Regions from separate parts of the Homo sapiens genome. Here region 2 is linked to region 1. The links are chromatin loops, found by intact Hi-C in ENCODE. Cell type or tissue: heart right ventricle. All regions are shown on one strand. Links, peaks and the distances in the headings refer to the core of each region. The heading gives the core; the rest is flanking DNA. Region 1 has its middle 220 kb from the start of UGT8. Region 2 has its middle 230 kb from the start of ARSJ.

Region 1 (9,541 bases), core at 815-8,814:
GAGGTGGTAGGAAAAAAGCATTTCTCAGAACTCTTCAGTGTTCAGATATATAGGTTATTGTCACATTAAACTTAATTTATTTCAAATCAGGTAAAACAAACTTTGAGAAAAGCAAATGTTCAGCATGCAAACACTTCTACTTCTAGAACTTGTACATGTTTCTCAGTTTCAAACTTTGAGCACATCTATGACTCTTACATCCCTTTAAATCCTACATTGAACCAATTGCTATAATTTTTCCCTTCAAAGGCAGCTGACATTAATTCATTGTGCTTTGTTTTCTTCTCTGGCTTCTGATTACAAACCCTTGTTTTATTATTTGATTATTGGAATATTTTTCTAACTGAGCATTCCCTGTTTAAACAAGCCTGCCTACCACTGCTAGATAAATTTTCCTTAAAATCTATTTTCAGTATCTCATTATTTGGTTAAAAATATGAACAATAGAAAGAAAAGATGCTTCTTAAGTATTCTTAAGCAAGTTAAAAAAGAAAACTCCAACTGAGAAAGTATGTTTGCAATATGTTTAATGAACTGGTGTTTAAACTAGCTACTACATGAGGGATGCTTGCAGTTCAGTAAGCAAGTGACTCTAAAGAAAAATGGAAAAAAAGTGTACAGTATAAAATCATTTTGAAATAAAATTAATGTACATAAATAGGATACATAAGCCCCAAATGCTAATGGTGGTTTTTTTCTAGGAGATGGAATCATGATTGATCTTTCTTTTCTAATGTAAAAATCTTTTAAAATATGGAATATTTTAGATAAAATGAGTTTTTAATTGTAAAAATAAATGTTATATCTATTTTAAAGAGAATATCTGAGAATTGCAGACTCCGTAAATTTCTAACATGGTAGTCCATGTACTGTCAGGTGCTCCATTTCCCTTCCCTCCCTCACAAAACCCACATACTCTGGAGGCTCTAGCAGGGAGGACAGTTATTTCTGTACCATGGCTGCACAGCTCTTCAGTGTTTGGGTTCATGACCTTTTTCAACATGCAGCTTCAGGGAAGACACACACAATGTCAACCAGGCAGACCAAATACCATCTCAATCCAGACAATAACAGGGTGACAGATTTCAGAGTTAGAGTCCCCTCATATTCAAATGAAGTAGTTATATTTAAGGATATTATAATATATTAAAGGATTCATGTTTATGAACCAAAACATAAAAACATGTATGCTATATATAAAAGTATACTTAAAGGAAAAATGAAGTACCATGTTTTAAGTTGGAGTTAGCTTAGATTATCTGAGATAACAATTGGCTTAGAGACATCTTCAGAGAGTGGTAGAAAAATTGCTTTCCTTCTCCCTACCTCCCCCCATCTTGCAGAAACAATGAGAAAAAATAGGGTAAAGAATTCTTAAGAAATTGAGGGGATCATACCAAAAAAATAACGTATTTCTTAAAGGAATCTAATATATCAACATTTTCAGAGTGAAATCACAGAATTTGAAAAAAGATGTCACTTTTTTAGTGCATACCATATGCTAGGTACCTTCTTATACATTAATTTCCTTGAAGCTACATATCCATTCCATAGAATATATATAGAAAAGAGTTTAGTCTAGCTAGTTTCGCAGAAATAATAAAGGAAATTAAATATCTCCTAGAATCTCTAGGAGAGCTGAAGAATGAGACTTGGATGCTGCACTGACAGAAATAGTACAGGAAGAAAAAACTCCAAACTAAGCTTTACTCATAAAAATTATTCTGAGAAGTTAAAAAGAATAAAAGAAAGCATTATAAATGGTATTATAAGAAATTGCAAGTACATCAGAAAACATATTCAATATCTGCTTTCAACTTTTAAATGTGATCTTCAACCAAGTTCAGGGTCATTGTAGGTAGTCAGAAGAAATATGTGTCCTTCACACGTACTGACATTAATTTTAGTTCTAATGATATTTAAACAAATTCAAAAAATTACAAGACAACCAGAAAAGTGATCAATTAAGTTATCAATTAACAGAGTAGAATAGGCTAAATTATTCACTCACAATTACATGTTTTCTCCTTACCTTTGCCATGCTTTCTCATAAGCAGGAAATAAACCCTCTGCCCCACTGATGCTGGTGTTGGGCTTAGCCATGTCATTTGATTTGTCCAATGGAGTGTGAGTGGAGTAACGTACACCCGTTCAAACAGAAGCTTTAATTGACTTGTCTGGGTTGACTCTGTCCCATCTGAACAGTTGTTCTCTGCCAGGAGAATATCATGTCTCAGATGATGACTCCCTCAGAAAAATTCCAGGAGTGAGAGAACTCATGGAGCTGGGTTAAATCCAGTGGGGTGTGTAGCCCCCACTGGATTTAACCCAATACACACAATAAAAAGTGTGTATTGACAGAACCACGGAAATTTTGGGTTTGTTTGTTGTCATGGCAAAAGCCAGTTAATATACAGGGAAACACAATAGTTTAAAGTATGGTCAAATTTAGAAGTTTCTGGATTAGGAATCAGTGGCAATGGAAAATTCCTAAGATTAAATGCTCCTTTTTGAATTAATTTTGCTTTCAGATACCATAACTGTAAATTTATTTCTCCTGACCAAAAAATACCTTATTGCAAAAGAAGAGGGGTCTATTGTACAGGGACCTTGTTGTAGTAAAACAGAGTGTGTGTGTGGGTATATATATATATCTCCAGGTATCCATGTATCTATCTATCTATCGATCTATCTATCTATCTATCTATCTATCTATCTATCTATCTATCCATCTATCTTTCTAGAGAGATAGATAAATCTATATCTATATATCACTTTTTATATAATATATGAACATCTTCAGATAATTTCCTGGGTTCCATGTTATAATAGTTCTTGTTAATCATAATCAGTTTTTGATATAAGAAAAATTGAATATAGAATTCAGAAGTGATTAAAATTAGTACAAACTACTTCAAAACAATGCTAAAATTTCTGTGAACTGAAGTCTAAGATTGCTCGGCATGTTTGAATAAGGCAAAGTTGTTTTTTGTTTATTTGTTTGTTGTTGTTCTCAGATAAGAGGGGGATAGTTACTTTATATCCAAATCCTTACAAAATCTTACTTATTGCTGATCCTCTCTCAGTTTATTTAATTTTGACTAACCAAACCAAATTGTTGTTGTTCAGTGAAGACACATTAGCCTAAAAATCTGTCAATACTAGTATCAAGTGAGTGATTGACTGAGATCGACTGAATTGATGAGAAAGAAAAAAAACCCTAAAACTATAATACAGATTTATTTATTCCTATCATGAACATGACTTCACAATTGCAAGTGCTGGGTTATAAACAAGTTTAAAATTTATTTAAAAAGCAATGCAGCAAATGGTCGTGTTGAGGAGATAGTGGATGTATATTCATAGGAAAATATAAAAACAAATGGGCTAATGTTTTGTGAATGTATACACTCAGGATAAATTTTCCAGTGAAAACATTGTATACAGACCCAGAAAGTGCTTTATCTCAAAAAAGTGTGGACCAGTAAGAAAATAATGTGCTCTGGACAAAGCCATTAGATTCAACAGGCAGCTCTGTTAATGATGAAGACTACTTTAGGAAATACATATCAAAAGCTTAAATAAAATAGTTCAAGGAATGTGAAAAAGTATATTTTTATAGTAGTAAAGTAATTACATAATAATTTGTGATTATAAATATGTTAATTTATTTGATGAAGTAAATATTAAAAGTTGATATTGTTGAAGTTAATTAAGATGGAGACCATGCCTGAAAAAAATCCCTGAGCTGACAAACCCAATTAGAGCTCATAAGTTACCTCAACCTTGCTCGATTTGCAAACATAAGTGAAACAACCTGAGGTGTTTCTTGTAAATGCCTGTATTAACGAAAAACAGAACTCAATCTCAATCAATCAGAAGCAGCCAATTAACATATTATAATTAGCAACTTTCTAAGAAAAGAAACCAAATAAAGCAACTGTACAACTGTAATCAGTCAAATGTCTTATTTTCTTTTACCTCAATGATAGGATTGTAAAAGCTTCCCTGTTGCATTTCACTTGGTGGAGCTCTCAGATCACTTCTGGTTTGGAGCCGCCCGGTTAATGAATCATTGTTAGCTGCAATAAATTTTTTAAAATAGTATTGTGTTTCAGTTTACCTTTTAAATAGTATTTACAATTATATATACAAAATTAGATGTTAATATGGTAAAGTTAGTGAAAAAAACTTCTTTCTGGATCTTTTCCTTGGGAAAATAAAAGATGACTTTATGTTTTAGGTTAACTCAGCAGGAATGCATGGTACCTAACTTCATTCTGAACCATATTCCTTTAACATTTACCACCTTCTATTAATTAATCCCTCACCTATTTTCCACCAAAGATTAGTTCACTCACTTAAAAATTAACAAGTCTAGAACGTAATTTACAAGAAGAGATGTCTCCTAACTTCAGAAGCCTAAAGGTTTGATAAAAGGAGTTCTTCTTTAATGATTTTAACATGCATGATGATTTTCCTTTTGATTAATAAAGAAAAAGCTAGAATTTAAGAGCCAAAGGGTAAGCTATCACATCAGGCTCTGGCCAATCCTATGCTAATTAGGAAATTGCAGAGCCAATTAAGCAAGCGATGATTAGACTGTTGTCACTGGTCAAAGAAAGCAGCTAAATTGGTTTCTTTTGACTACCACATTTTAAACTGAACCTCCATTAAAACCACAAAGAGACATTTCTTTGAAAATGATTTTAAAAAAAGGATTTAAAAAACTAGATAATCTCTTTAGGGGATACTTTCTCCCAAAAAAGTGTTAAAGTTCTGAATGTGTAGGTTGCCTTTCACTAATAAGTGAAGACATACAAATAGAAAATACTTTCCCATTGACCAATGAGTAGATTAATAAGAACCCATGTGGGTTATTTCTTCTGGAATAATGCCTAATAAGGCTGTCAAAGTTACACTGGTGTCTTAATCCATTTTATGTTGCTATATAACAGAACACTTGAAGCTGGGTAATTTATAAAGAATAGAGGCCATGTGTGGTGGCTCACGCCAGTAATCCCAGCACTTTGGGAGGCCGAGGCGGGTGGATCACGAGGTCAGGAGTTCAAGACCAGCCTGGCTGAGATGGTGAAACCTTGTCTTTACTAAAAATACAAAAAATTAGCCGGACATGGTGTTGGATGCCTGTAATCCCAGCTACTCGGGAGGCTGAGGCAGATAATTGCCTGAACTCAGGAGGCGGAAGTTGCAGTGAGCCGAGATTGCGCCACTGCACTCCAGCCTGGGCGACAGAGCGAGACTCCATCTCAAAAAAAAAAAAAATGAAATTTATCGCTTATAGTTCTAAAGGCTGGAAAGTCCAAGGTCAAGGGGCCTTCATCTGGCTAGGGCCTTCATCATCTCGTGACGTGGCATCATCTCATGGTAGAATGCAGAAGAGCAAGAAGGCGTGTGTGTGTGTATGTGTATGTGTGTGTGTGTGAGAGAGAGAGAGAGAGGAATGGTGCTGAACTCATTTTTTAAAAAATCAGGAACCCACTCCCAACATAACAAACTCATTCCCTTAATAATTGCGTTAATCTATTCATGAAGGCAGAGTTCTCATTACTTAATCACCTCTTAAAGGTCCCACGTCTCACTCAACATTGTTGCATTGGGGATTAAGTTTCCAACACATGAACTTTGTAGGACACATTCAAACCTTAGACCCACGACCTCTCCAGTAAAACGTAATCAGGCATAAAATAATCAAGATTCCCTTGGGACCTACCTGCAAAAATTTAACTCTCAACACTTCAGATAAGTTTAGTCCAGTATTTTATTTTAAAGAATGAATTTTTTGAAGCACTCTTTTAGGATATAATTTTAATCCAAAAACTTTTCTAAAAGTTGAGTATGTTTGTAAGTTTGTTTGGCTCCCACTCTCATCTCTGATATTTTCTCTTGAGCAGCTAATTAAAATCCCAGAAAAGTCATCCCCCAGCCAATCCGTTGTTTCTTCACATCTATGGAAGATATGACATACATGCCTGACTAGGGTGCCCTAGAGCTTTGCTGTTTAAAGTGTGGTCTATGATCAAGAGTTGCTGACTAGAAATGCAGACTCTTAAGCCACACCTCTGACATTCTGTATCAGAATATGTATTTTTATCTTAATAAAAATAGGATGGATTTATTTCTGGGTCCTCTATTCTGTTCTGTTGTCTCTGTTTTTATACCAATACCATACTATTTTGGTTATTTTTGCTTTGTAGTAATGATAATAATATTTTAATAATAATGTTTTCAGGTAATATTAATACATAATATAATAAAGCGATATTAATAATAATTATTTAATATTTTAAAGTCAGTAGTGTGCTGCCTCCAGTTTTGTTCTTTTTTGTTGTTGTTGTTCAAGTTTGTTTTGGCTATTTCAGGTCTTTGTGATTCCATATACACATTAGATTTCTTTTTCAATTTCTGTGAAAAATATCATTGATATTTTAATGGGGATTGCACTGAATCTGTAGATTACTTTCGGTAATATGAACATTTTAACAATATTAATTATTCCAGTCCATGAACATGAAATTTATCTTTCAATTTATTTGTGTTCTTTTCAATTTATTTCATCAACATTTTAAAATTTTCTTTGAGGAGCTCTTTTACCCTCTCGGTTAAATTTATCCCTAGCCATTTCTTGTTTTGTAGCCATTGCTAGTTGCATTGCTGTCTTGATTTCTTTTTCAGATAGCCTGCTGTTGGCATGTAGAAACACTACTGATTTGTGCATTTATAGCAAACTGATTTTCAACATAGGTGCAAAAAACACACATTGGGGAAAGGATGGTCTTCTCAATAAATGATGCTGAGAAAACTGCACATCCATATCTAAAAGAACAAAGCTAGACATATATCTCTCACCACAAAAATCAATTGAAAATTGATTAAAGACTTAAATATAAGACCCAAAACTATAAAACTACTCAAAGAAAACAGGGAAAACACTTCATGACATTGCTTTGGATAAAAGTGCTTAATAAGACCTCAAAATCATAGGGACAGAAACGCAAAAATAGACAAATGGGATTATATCAAAATAAAAGCTCCTACACAGCAAAGGAAATAATCAAAGCGTCAAGAGACAACATGCAGAATGGGAGAAAATATTTACAAAATATGCATCCGACAAGGGCTAATATCCAGAATATATAAGGAACTCAAACAACTCAATAGTGAAAAGCCAAATAATCTGATTTAAAAATGAGCATGAGATACAAATAGACATTTCTCAAAAGAAGTCATACAAGTGGCCAACAGTTATGTAAAAATGCTCAACATCTTTGATTATCAGAGAAATGCAAATCAAAACCACAATGAGCTATTACTTCAACCTAGTTTTAATGGCTACTATGAAAAAAGACAAGAAAATAACAAATGCTGGTGAGGGTGTGGAGAAAGGAGAACTCCTACACAGTGTTGATGGAGGTGTAAAGGAGTATAGCCATTATGGACAACAGTATAAAGGTTCCTCAAAAAATTTAAAATGAAGCTACCATATGATCCAATAATTTTACTACTGGGTATATAGCCAACGGAAATGGAATTAGTATGTCAAAAAGACATCTGCATTTTCATGTTTATTGCACTGCTATTTACAATCCCAAGATATGGAATCAACCTAAGTGTTTCTCAACAGATGAATGTGTTAAATAAATGTGATACACGATGGGATACTATTCAGCCACAAAAATAACAAAATCTTGTCATTTACAAAAACATGGGGGACCTAGAGGACATTATGTTAAGTGAAATAAGGCAAACAAAGAAGGATAAATAGTGCACGATCTCATTCATATGTGGAATCTAAAACACTTGATGTCATAGGAGTAGAGAGTAGAATAGTGGTTACCAGGGACTGGGGAGAGTGCAGAGTGAGGGTATAGAAATAAATTAGTTAAAACAAAATTACAGTTAGATAGAAGGAATAAGTTCTGGTGTTCTATTGCACAGTAGAGTGATAACAATAAAAAAGTAATGTATTGTATACTTTAAAATAGCTAAAAGAGATGACTTTGAGTGTTCTCACAACAAAGAAATGACAAGAGGCTGAGGTGACGGATATTGCTTACTACCCTGATACAATGTATATATATGTTTATATATATATACACATACACATATATATAAACATCACAGTGTACCCCATAAGTCATACAATTATTACAAGCCAATTAAACACAAAATAAAACTTATTTGACAAACAGAAATGTCCCTTTGGTTTTTCACTTTAACGTTTGAGAAATAATCCTCTTGATTTTGTTTTTTTGTTGTTAATCTTTAATGCAGTGGTTCTAGCCCTATTTGCACATTACAATTACCTTGGGAAACTTCTGAAATTTCCAGTCCTGATGCCTAGGCCATACACCTGATTACATCAGAATTATTGGAGGTGAGTCCAGCCATCACTGTATTTTTAAAGTTCCCAGGTGATTACAATGTGCCACCAAGTATGAATCAGAATCACTTGATGAGCTTGTGAAAACACAGATTTGGGACCTCGATGTCCAGTTTCTAATGTATTAGGTAATGGTTGGGGTATAATATGTTATATTTTTAACAACTTCCAAATTGCTGCTGCTCTAATGACCGTGCTATGAGAACCACCAATTTAGAGGGTGTGATTTGAGGGTGAAATTTTAAAAAATTATTGTCCAGGAAAAAAATGTTACTCTATTTCCAGCTAACACCTTGATATTACCTTATAAAAATTAATGAATTTACTATTTATATCTTTACTCTGAAACCTACGTCTCTACTATGCTTCAGAAATCCAGTCATAGAGCTATACCATAGATTTTTCAGCACCCAGAACAGTTCCATTTTTAAAAAGTCACTTTCTACTAGATAACTACACCTGAACAGAACACTACTTAATAACTCTTGCCAATGTGTTCCTCCTGCTAGTTTTTTATCTCACTAAATGACATCACCATTTACCCAAGATATCTAGTCTATCATGTCCCACAGTTATCTGTGATTCTTTTTTCTCTTATGTACAGTATTTCAACAAGTTGTACTGATCACTTTTCTGAAACCCTCTTAATTATATTTCCTCTTCTCCTTATTAACAGAGCAACCAGCTCAGTCTGTCTCTTTTTAGATTATCCTCATCTCCTTACCCCGTCCTTACCCAGTCAGTCGTTGACTGAACTGCTGAAAGACAAACTGCTTGTCACCCACAAATCTTGTCCTCATACTTAAAAATGTCAGTATTTTTTCATGACCCATAAAATAAAGTCCAAAAGTAATATGACATTCAGAATAATCCCACAATCTGAACCCTAAGTCTACTTTTTCAATCTATTCCCCACAAATGTTCTTCATAAGCCTGCTGAATTTTCAAACCACTAAATTTCTCATTGTTCCATGAAGATGCTATTTTCATTCCTTTGCATATATACAAGCAACAAAAATATATACATGTTATATATACATATTATATAGAATATATAGAACTAGAAAACCCTTTATTGTTACTCTTCTTTCAAAATTCAACTCATCTTCAAGACTCAGATCTCACATTCTTTTAATG
Region 2 (9,541 bases), core at 461-8,460, 160 kb after region 1:
TTTCTCAATACAGAATTATGTCATCTGCAAACAGGGATAGTTTGACTTCCTCTCTTCCTATTTGGATGCCTTTCTTTCTCTTGCCTGATTGCTCTGGCCAGGACTTCCAATACTACGTTGAATAGGAGTGGCAAGAGAAGACATCTTTGTCTTGTGCTGGTTTTCAAGGGAAATGCCTCCAGCTTTTGCCATTCAGCATGATGGTGGCTGTGGGTTTGTCATAAATGACTCTTATTATTAATATTTTGAGGTATGTTCTGTCTATACCTAGTTTACTGAGAGGTTTTTAACATGAAGAAATATTGAATTTTATTGAAAGCTATTCTGTCTCTTGAAATAATCATGTGACTTTGTGTGTTTACGTGTTGAATCATATTTATTGATTTGCATATGTTGAACCAACCTAGCATCCCACTAATAAAGTTTACTGGATTGTGCTGGATTAGCCTTTTGATGTCCTGCTGGATTTGGTTTGCTGGTATTCTGTTGAAGATTTTTGCATCAGTATTCAAGGATATTGGTCTGAAGTTTTCTTTTTTTTTCTTTTTCTTTTTTTTTTTCTGTGTCTCTGCCTTGTTTTGGAATCAGGAAGATGCTAACCTCATAGAATGAGTTGGGGAGAAGTCTCTCCTCAATTTTTTGGAATAGTTTCAGTAGGAATGGTACCACATCTTCCTTTGTATCTGGTATATATATCGGGTATTCAGCTGCAAATCTGTCTGGTCCTGGGCTTCTTTTCGTTGGTAGGCTGTTTATTACTGATTCAATATTGGAGTTGTTATGGGTCTGTTCAGGGAATCAGTTTATTCCTCGTTCAGTCTTGGGAGGGTGTATGTGTTCAGAAATTTATCCAGTTCTTCTAGATTTTCTAGTTTGTATGCAAAGAGGTGTTCATAGTCGTCTCTGCTGGTTATTTGTATTTCTGTGGTGACAGTGGTATTATCCCCTTTGTTGTTCCTAATTGTGTTTATTTGGATCCTCTCTCTTTTCTTTTTTATTAGTCTAGCTAGTGGTCCATCTAGTTTTTCAAAAAACTAGCTCCTGGATTTGTGGGTCTCTTGAATGTTTTTTTGTGTCTCAGTCTCCTTCAGTTCAGCTCAAAGTACTTCGTAGGGCGGTGGCAGTGGGATCCCTCCTCCTTCCCACCTGTCAGCAGCAGCAGCATAGGCAGTGTGGCAGGGTGCATGCTTTTGGGCTATGGCTGGGTGCTAGCAGGTGCCGGGTGCTGGCTTCCATGTGGGCATTCGCAGCAGTGGCAGTGGCAGAAGGGCTACAGGCATTGTGAGGCCCCACCAGGGACTGTGCATGCCTTCACTCCAGTGGTGATGTTAGCACAGGCGCGGGTCGCTGGTGTGTGCAGGACTGTGTGTGCCCTCTGTGGATGTTCATGCTGGCCGTGATAACTGCTCAGGGCAGGGACAGGTCCACTGTTCTCCATGCATAGTTTCATGACTTGCAGGTGGCAGTGTTGGCACAGAGCCTGTGCACTGGTGAGGAAAGGGCTGGAGGGCTCCCTGTTGCCAAGGACAACAGCAGTGCAGTGGGCAGTGGGGGTTGGGTACACTCAGGCCCACAGCAGTGGCACCATAGGGTGTAGGTGGCTCATGCACAGTGGTGGGAAAGAGAAGGCAAGGTCTGCCCACGCACACACACACCAGCAAAGCAATGTAGGGGGTGGCCATAGGCGAGTGCATGAAGATTAAACCACAGCACAGGGGAGGCTGCAGTGTGGGGAGGGCCCAGGCCAACTGGTGCATGCCTGCGGGCTGCTCTACTGCAGAGCTCAGGCAAGGTCCACCAGCACAAGAGCTTGGGGCCCCAAGGAGGTTCCTGGTCTCTGTACTAGGTGCAGTCAGGCTTGGGCCCTGAGAGAGGCCAGCCGACTGGGGGTGCTCAAGTTGGACTGGCCTCCTCTCATGGGCAAGACTGACTTGCAGAGTTCAGGCCCTACAGTTCCTCTAGGGCTAAAGTCTCCAATGACAGCAAGTCGAGGCTAGGGGGATGGGCATCCCTGGCCATGCTCCACCACTGGGTTCCACACTGGCTGAAGTTGTGCCCATACCACTTATCTAAGCAGCACTCCCTACCAAGTCAAGTTTCCATGGTGGTCAAAGGGTCTCTTCCTGCTGAGATTCCAGAGGCCAGTGAGGACAGCAGCTTGCTCCTTGCTCACTCAACTCACACCATCTGCAGGAGTCCCTGGAAGCCAGGAATGAGTGGTGGTGCACAGTAGCCCTGGGCAGGGTACCCAGCTTCCTCCCCCTTCAGCTTAGCATCTGTCTTCCCTCCTTGCTCTCAGTGCCTTTCCTCTGAAGATCTGCTAGGAGTGGCAAGTCTTCATGATGTCCCAGCCCCTCAATGGGAGATGTTCCCTCTGGTTGCATCTATTTGGCCATCTTGGAGCAGGAGCCAGGATTTCAATATAAGCTGATAATCTATTATCTTAAACTCATTCTATTTTCTTCTTGATGAAACTATCTTAAGAAAGAATCTAATTCGTTTGAAAATGTACCTTAGTGATAATTCCTCATAATGGGCTGACAGCAAAAATAGACTATTGTTTATAGTTAAGTTTGCCTCCTGTCTTGTAAGCAGTGAACATTAACCAACAGTATTCTCAGTAGCCATAGTTACTATTTTGAGTAAAGATCATTTAAATGGTAAAGGACTACTAACACTTAAAAATCTCACATTAATTAGAAGAATAAGATCCATATTTCTCAATCATCCCAAGATTAAGAAGAATAATTGATATGGTTTGAATGTGTCCCCTAAAGTTTATGTACTGGAAACTTGATCCTGAATGTGGTATATTAGAAGGTGAGGTCTAACAGGAGGTGTTTTGAGTCACGAAGGCACCACCCTCATGAATGAATTAATACCAGTAATCATGGGATGTCTTTGTTATCATGGGAGTGGGTTTCTTATAAAAGGACAGTTGGGCCCCCTGTTACTCCCTCTCACTCATGTGATGCCTTCTGCCATGTATAACACAAGAAGAATGCCCTGACCAGATACCAGTGCCTTGGTTTTGAAATTCCCAGTCTCCAGAATTGAGAGGAAATAAATGGATTTCTGTTCTTTAGAAATTACCCAATCTCATATTCTGTAATAGCAGCACAAAACTAAGACAATAATACTACTCTCTCTCTCTCTCTGTGTGTGTATGCACATGCATGTGTACGTGTACAGATGTTAACATACTCTGCTGGTGGAAATCTGAATTAGAATAACTTCATTGAAGGCAAAGTTGGCAATTTTATTGGACTTTTCTATGTCACCAGAAATTCCTCTCAACCCCACCTGTCACTTTTGATACCACTGCTAGTTTTGTTCAGGTACAGTTAACAACCTTTTACATCTGGCTTTACTGCATCTTTCTTGCTTTGAGATATGAGCTTCTGTGATGACCAGGTGAGGGTTTTCAAAGGCATCCTTCTCTGCGAAGTCTGCAAGTGAGAGGGAGTTAAAATCTGAAGGGCCACCCTTAACTAATGGGGAAAGAAGCAAATTTATGCCATGGGAGAAAGCACTGAGAATCATTTCCTACATTTTATCATACGGTTGCTAGCAGATCTAGCACCAGAGATTGAAGTGGTGCCTCTGAATAATATATTCTTATTTCCTTTTGATACAGTTTTCCTTTTGATATACATTTCCTTTTGATATAGTTTGGATGCCCCTTCCAAATCTTGTACTGAGATGTATTCCCCAGTGTTGGAGGTGGGACCTGGTGGGAGGTGTTTTGATCATGTGAGTGGGTCTATCATGGCCTAGTGATGTCCTCCGTGGTGGTGAGTTCTTTTGAGATCTGGCTGTATAAAGTGCGTGGCACTTCCCCACTCTCTCTCTCTCGCTCCTGCTCTCACAGTATGAGACATCTGCTCTTCCTTTGCCTTCCACCATGATTGGAAGCATTCTGAGGCCCCACAAGAAGCCAAGCAGATGCCAGCGCCATACTCCCTGACAGTTTGCAGAACTGTGAATTAATTAAACCTCCTTTCTTTATAAATTACTCAGTCTCAGGTATTTCTTTGTAGCAACGCAAGAATGAATTAACACACTTTTCCTCTTTGTTTTACTATCCTGTCCTGCATTCCTGCTTCCTCGGATTATATTTCCAAATTAATCATGTGCACCCAAGCCTTCGTCTCATGCCTGACAATTAGGAGAATGAAGGCTAAGAAACAGTAACATATAAAAATGTAAGGGTGCACAACTTTTGTTCTTGTAATTCCACTTTTTAGAACTTCTCCAAAAATGAAGGAGAAAGAATGAGGAGACAGAAAAAAATCTATGTTTAACTATGAAACATCTCTTTATATCTCTAGTTTCTTAATTGCTGTAGCCTCAACTTTTGCATAAAGATTGTCTTTTAGGTCAATGTAGCTCTTTCCTTTAGAAAGTCTTCAGTTTGTTAATACCATTGGGAAAACTATGACCAAGTTTTGACATTGTTATTAAACAGATGTCTAAATACAATGAAGATATTGCTGAATGCCTATGTCTGCAATGCTTATAATAACAACCATAACTTTAAGTACACTTTTATTGTCTTCCTTTGTTTATGAATGTGTTTTGATTTAACTAGAAAAGTAACAGAAAAAAACTTTTACAATTTATAATTAATTTGAGGTTCAGTGGAAGATTTACAGATCCTGTGAACAGAATATAAGTATGTGTGGTTATTTGTTTTTATGTGTGGTAATTTTATTTTTTTTTATAAATTCTCATAAACTAAAATAGATTAGATAACAAATATTTTCACAAACCAATGTTTATTCACATCAATCTTTATCTTCAGCAAATTAAAATAAAGTATTACTGGGAATGATTTTATTTTACACAAGAAATGAAAGTAAAGATGTTGATAATTATTATTTAGCGTATGACAGCAACAGTTCCAAGAATCCTTTTAAAGCTTAAAAAGTCTGAAATAACAGTGTTACATTAGTAAAGTGTTTCTGCAGACACTTGCAATATAAAGAAACATAATGGAGAGGTCTAGAAATAGAAACGTTAAAGAAAGTTTACTTAGAATAATCAATTTTACAAGTTTTCTTCAAGTCAGCTGTCCAGGGAGTTGACCAATTACTTTTTTTTTTGTTTGTTTGAGACAGAGTCTCTCTGTGGCCCAGGCTGGAGTGCAGTGGTGAGATCTTGGCTCACTGTAAGCTCCGCCTCCGGGGTTCACACCATTCTCCTGCCTCAGCCTCCCAAGTAGCTGGGACTACAGGTGCCCACCACCACGCCTGGCTAATTTTTTGTATTTTTAGTAGAGACGGGGTTTTACCAGACCAATTACTTTTAAAATGTTGTAGATAATAAAATGTGTCTAAGTTTCTGTGAAATTCATATTTTAGTGACTTTGTTGCCTTTATTCTTTGTCCCTATTTATTTTCTTAATTATAAATGAGGTTAAAATTTTTTAATATAGTTGTTAAATATTGTTACTTTGTTTTGTCAACTTTCTTGTATGTCCCTTGCATATGTTTTCAAAGGGTCTTTTCTTTTTATTTTCAAGAGTTCATTTTATACTAAGAAAATTACCAAATGTCAAAATAGAATTTTTTAACACTTGGTTAGTTCATTAACAAGCTAACTATATATTTGAGACATGTTTATCTATTTGTATATAAGTCATCTTTTTAACTTTTCAAAGCTGTATGTTGACACTTCTTTTCTGTCAAGTGAATGGCAACATTTTTTTCTAATTTTTCAGTTGTCTTTTGACTTATGTAAAACCTTATAAGATTTCATTGGCTTATATAATTAAAAATATTTTGTATAATTTGTTCATTGTTATCTTTGTGAATCTGAGATTTGGGGACATACTTAGAAATTACATCTCTTCCTGCAAAACTATTTAAAAAATTGAACACTAGCCTTTTCCAGTATGTTATGGTCTCTCATTTTGAATATTTACATCTTTCCTCTTTCAGAAATTATTCACAGATATGAAAGTAAGTAATCTGCTTATATTTTATCTAATATCTATCAATCTTTACATTTATTTTACACTTGTTAAATAACTCACCTTTACATCTCTGGAATAAAATGGCAATTTTTAAATATTCTACATGTCCATGTGTCTTTAGACATGTTTCTGTTCCATTTTTCTGTCTATCTAATCAAAAACAAGCGTCATCCTACTTTAGTGGCTAAAGCCCTACTTCTAGCGTTATTCTCTGGCACAGCTAACTCTATCCTGCTCCGCACTCAGCTTTGCAGGTCTCCTGACTATTCTTCCATGTATATCATTCCAGTTGGCCATTATATTAATATATAATCATATAAATTTAAAAATGTCTTGTTTTTATTGGGATGGCATATTTTACAAATTAATTTAGAAATAATTCACATCTTTACAACAGGAAAAATTATTATCCAAATATTAGGAGTGTCTTCCAATGTATTCAAGTATGTCTTGTCCCTTCCCGTTATTTGGAGCAAGACAAAATTATTATAATAGTCTTTCAAGAATTCTTATTTTTAATTTATTTATTCTTTATGCCATTTTTGTTGCTCCTGTTTTCTACTTTATTAGAAGCTTGTACTTTTGATAAAGTATGCATTGAATAAAACTTCTTAAATATTATGAAGCAAAAATCTAGCAAAGCTCATTCAAAGTGGTTAAGTGCTCAAGTCATTACAAATAGAATGAACTAAGGATGCTTGCCATCACCATTTTTATTCAATACCTTTTGGATGTCTTAGCAAATTTTTAGAATCAGGTAAAAACATTACTTTTATACATTATGGCCAAGAATAGATAAAACTAATTTTCTTTAATGACAACATGTGAAGTCACTGCTAATTGTCTACCAATGGATAGTCTCACCATTCTTATTTGCTGAAAAATCACACGTCTATTTAATACCCTCCTATTTTCCTGTTACTCATGGTGATGTACTGTCAGTATAAGCCAATCATGGGAATTCCATCTGCCTTCTAGGTTACTGGTTTTGGTGTAGGTATGTGACATAATTATAGTCAATGCGACAGTAGGAGAAATTTGCTGAGAATATTTGAGGAAAATATTTTTCTCAATTTCAAAAGAAATACTAAGGAGAAAATTATCTCCCTGTGTGTGGCCTGTGTATATTAATGTGATAGTAATATAATGGGTGACACATTAAACTGCAGTCATCGCATGACAATGAGTAGAGCTAGCTGGAAGGAAGCTACACACTGACAGGCAGAGATGAAAGGTCGCAGGACCCAGGTCCTTGTGCTGCTGAACTAAACAACCTTAGATATCTGTCTGTAAGATCTTTTTGGGTGACAAAACTAATTTTCCTCATGGTCTAAACCTATTGAACTGGGATTTTGTTTCTATTACTTGCAGCTAAGAATATATTGATATTTATTTACACTTAGAAAATTCCAATTACTACTATTGACATCAATACTGCAGAAATCAAAACTACTAAACAGAATAAGAAAATGTTGGAAGATGTCCATAGGGGACACTTGTGGAAAACATGCTTTTCTCCTCAGGCACAATATCCAGATCTCTATTGTCCTCAGTGGTCCCAGGCATCCAAAGTATGCTGGTTCCTTGTCAGCACTTAGAGGCTGGTTTCAGTCCTTTCAGTATTTCCTTTTATAATTCTGGCTAACATACTTAGCTATTATCTATATATTTAGATATAAGTTATAGTTCCTTTTAATTCTTGAATTGAAATAAAATAAATTGATTACATTATGCTTGCTTTTTTTCTAGTCTTCTCACACTCTCATTTTCAAATTATTATTTTTACATTTTAATGTTAACAATACAATAGTCTTTTCCATAACCAGAATTCCTACAAGTTTGACCTTTATTCTGTAGTTAAAAATCATCAAGGCATTTTCACCTCTTTTCACCTCTCCGTTATATCATGGCTTCTCCATTCCAGTTATTTATTTTGATGCAACTTCTGATTAAATAGATTATGGCATCGAGTAGTTTTAATTTTCAATAATGATTCAAGTAAACTAAATTTCTCAACTTCTTTTGTGTTTCATGTTTGTCATTCTTATATTTAAACAGCTTTTCTAGTTACACAATTAGATTATCAGTTATTTGCTGCATGTGCCACTATCTTCTAGCACTGAAGAAGTAAGGCTGTGGCCAGCCTGATTTTGTCTTTATCATGAGTTGCCAAGTTATCGTGAGGTTTTTTTTTTTCTGTAGAAATCCAGAATTTTCTATTTATTTGAAATAACAGTAACTTTACCAAGTTATTTCCAGAGATTAGTTTCTCTTTATCAGTTTTGCCTGGGACACAATGTGTTTTATTCAATAAATGTTTCTTTTATAAGATAGTTGACAATTCTGTTGAGTTTTTTTCTGTTTATTTTTTAGGAAAAATAAGAAAGCATAAATTGAATCTTTTATCTACCTTTATACTTATATACAGCTTGAATATTTCTAAATCTGAAAACCCAAAATCAGAAATGCTCCAAAATTCACAACTTTTTGAGTGTCAGCATAATGCTACAAGTCACAAATTTCACACCTGATTACATGTGATAGGTCATGTCAGAGGCAGGCATAAAACACAGTTTATTCAACATCCCCAAGGGACCAAAGACCCTCCCAGTCCTGTTCAATTGCAGTATATCTTTTCTGCACATGCCTAGATTCCCCCATGCAAGCACACCCACAAAAGGTGTGGGTGCAGACTGGACACACCAATGGCAAGTTTCCCATAATTCTCCACATGAGGTCAAGACCTGTGTGCTTTCCTCACTGTGTTTCTTTGCTTATTCTCTACTTGGTGATATAAAGCTATTGTTGAAAATACAGGGGCAAAAAAGCCTGCAGATACCTCTGTAGATAACAGTGATAAGAGAAGGAGGAAGCATTTATGTTTATAGCACGGAAAGTCAAACTGCTGAAGAAACAACAGTGGTATAAGTATAAAACATCTTTCAGAAGAGTATGGTGTTGAAATGACCATCATACATGATTTGAAGCAACAGAGGATAAACTGTTGAAGGTCTCTTCTGTGCTGAAAGTGTTAAACAGAAGTTAATTAAAAATAGAAAACACTACAGAAAGCTAAAAATGAAGATCCTGGTTATGTATTAAAAGAATGCCTCCATCACAGTTTCAGTGCACACATGCCACTTCATGGTATGCTGATTATGAAACAAGCAAAGAACCATTACTATGAACTGAAGAGAACTGTGAATATTCAACAGGATGGCAGCAGACATTTTTTTAAAAAGACTTGGCAGTACATGTTAAAAGATTTGTGGTGGTAAACCATTTGCTGATTGTGAAGCAGTGGGAGAATCCATTAACAAGTTTGCCAAGGTCACTGCTGATGAAAATCTGACACTAGAATAAGCCTGTGATATTGACGAAACATCACTGCTTTGGTGTTACTATCCCAGAAAGACACTGACTACCACTGATGAGACCGCCCCTACAGGAATTAAAAATGCTCAAGAGAGAATAACTGTGCTGGGATGTGCTAATGCAGCAGGCCTGACTATGTGTAAACTTGCTGAGATAGGCGAAAGAGTCCTCTCTCTTTTCAAGGAGTTA

Evidence for each region. Peaks named below come from ENCODE experiments on the same cell type or tissue, not always from the same donor. Only the 100,000 strongest peaks of a DNase experiment are listed, where the experiment ranks them.
Region 2: it touches region 1 in a loop (2.9-fold over the local background); 17 of 110 quality-filtered maps call a loop at or near these places.

What each region holds. Positions count from the first base shown.
Region 1 is chr4:114,372,988-114,382,528 of GRCh38, reverse strand. No RefSeq gene overlaps it. Among named protein-coding and RNA genes, the nearest start is that of UGT8, 220 kb to the left of the region's middle. In heart right ventricle, for the core only: a CTCF peak has its summit at 4,025; no DNase peak of the experiment used is centred there.
Region 2 is chr4:114,209,366-114,218,906 of GRCh38, reverse strand. No RefSeq gene overlaps it. Among named protein-coding and RNA genes, the nearest start is that of ARSJ, 230 kb to the right of the region's middle. In heart right ventricle, for the core only: no CTCF peak of the experiment used is centred there; no DNase peak of the experiment used is centred there.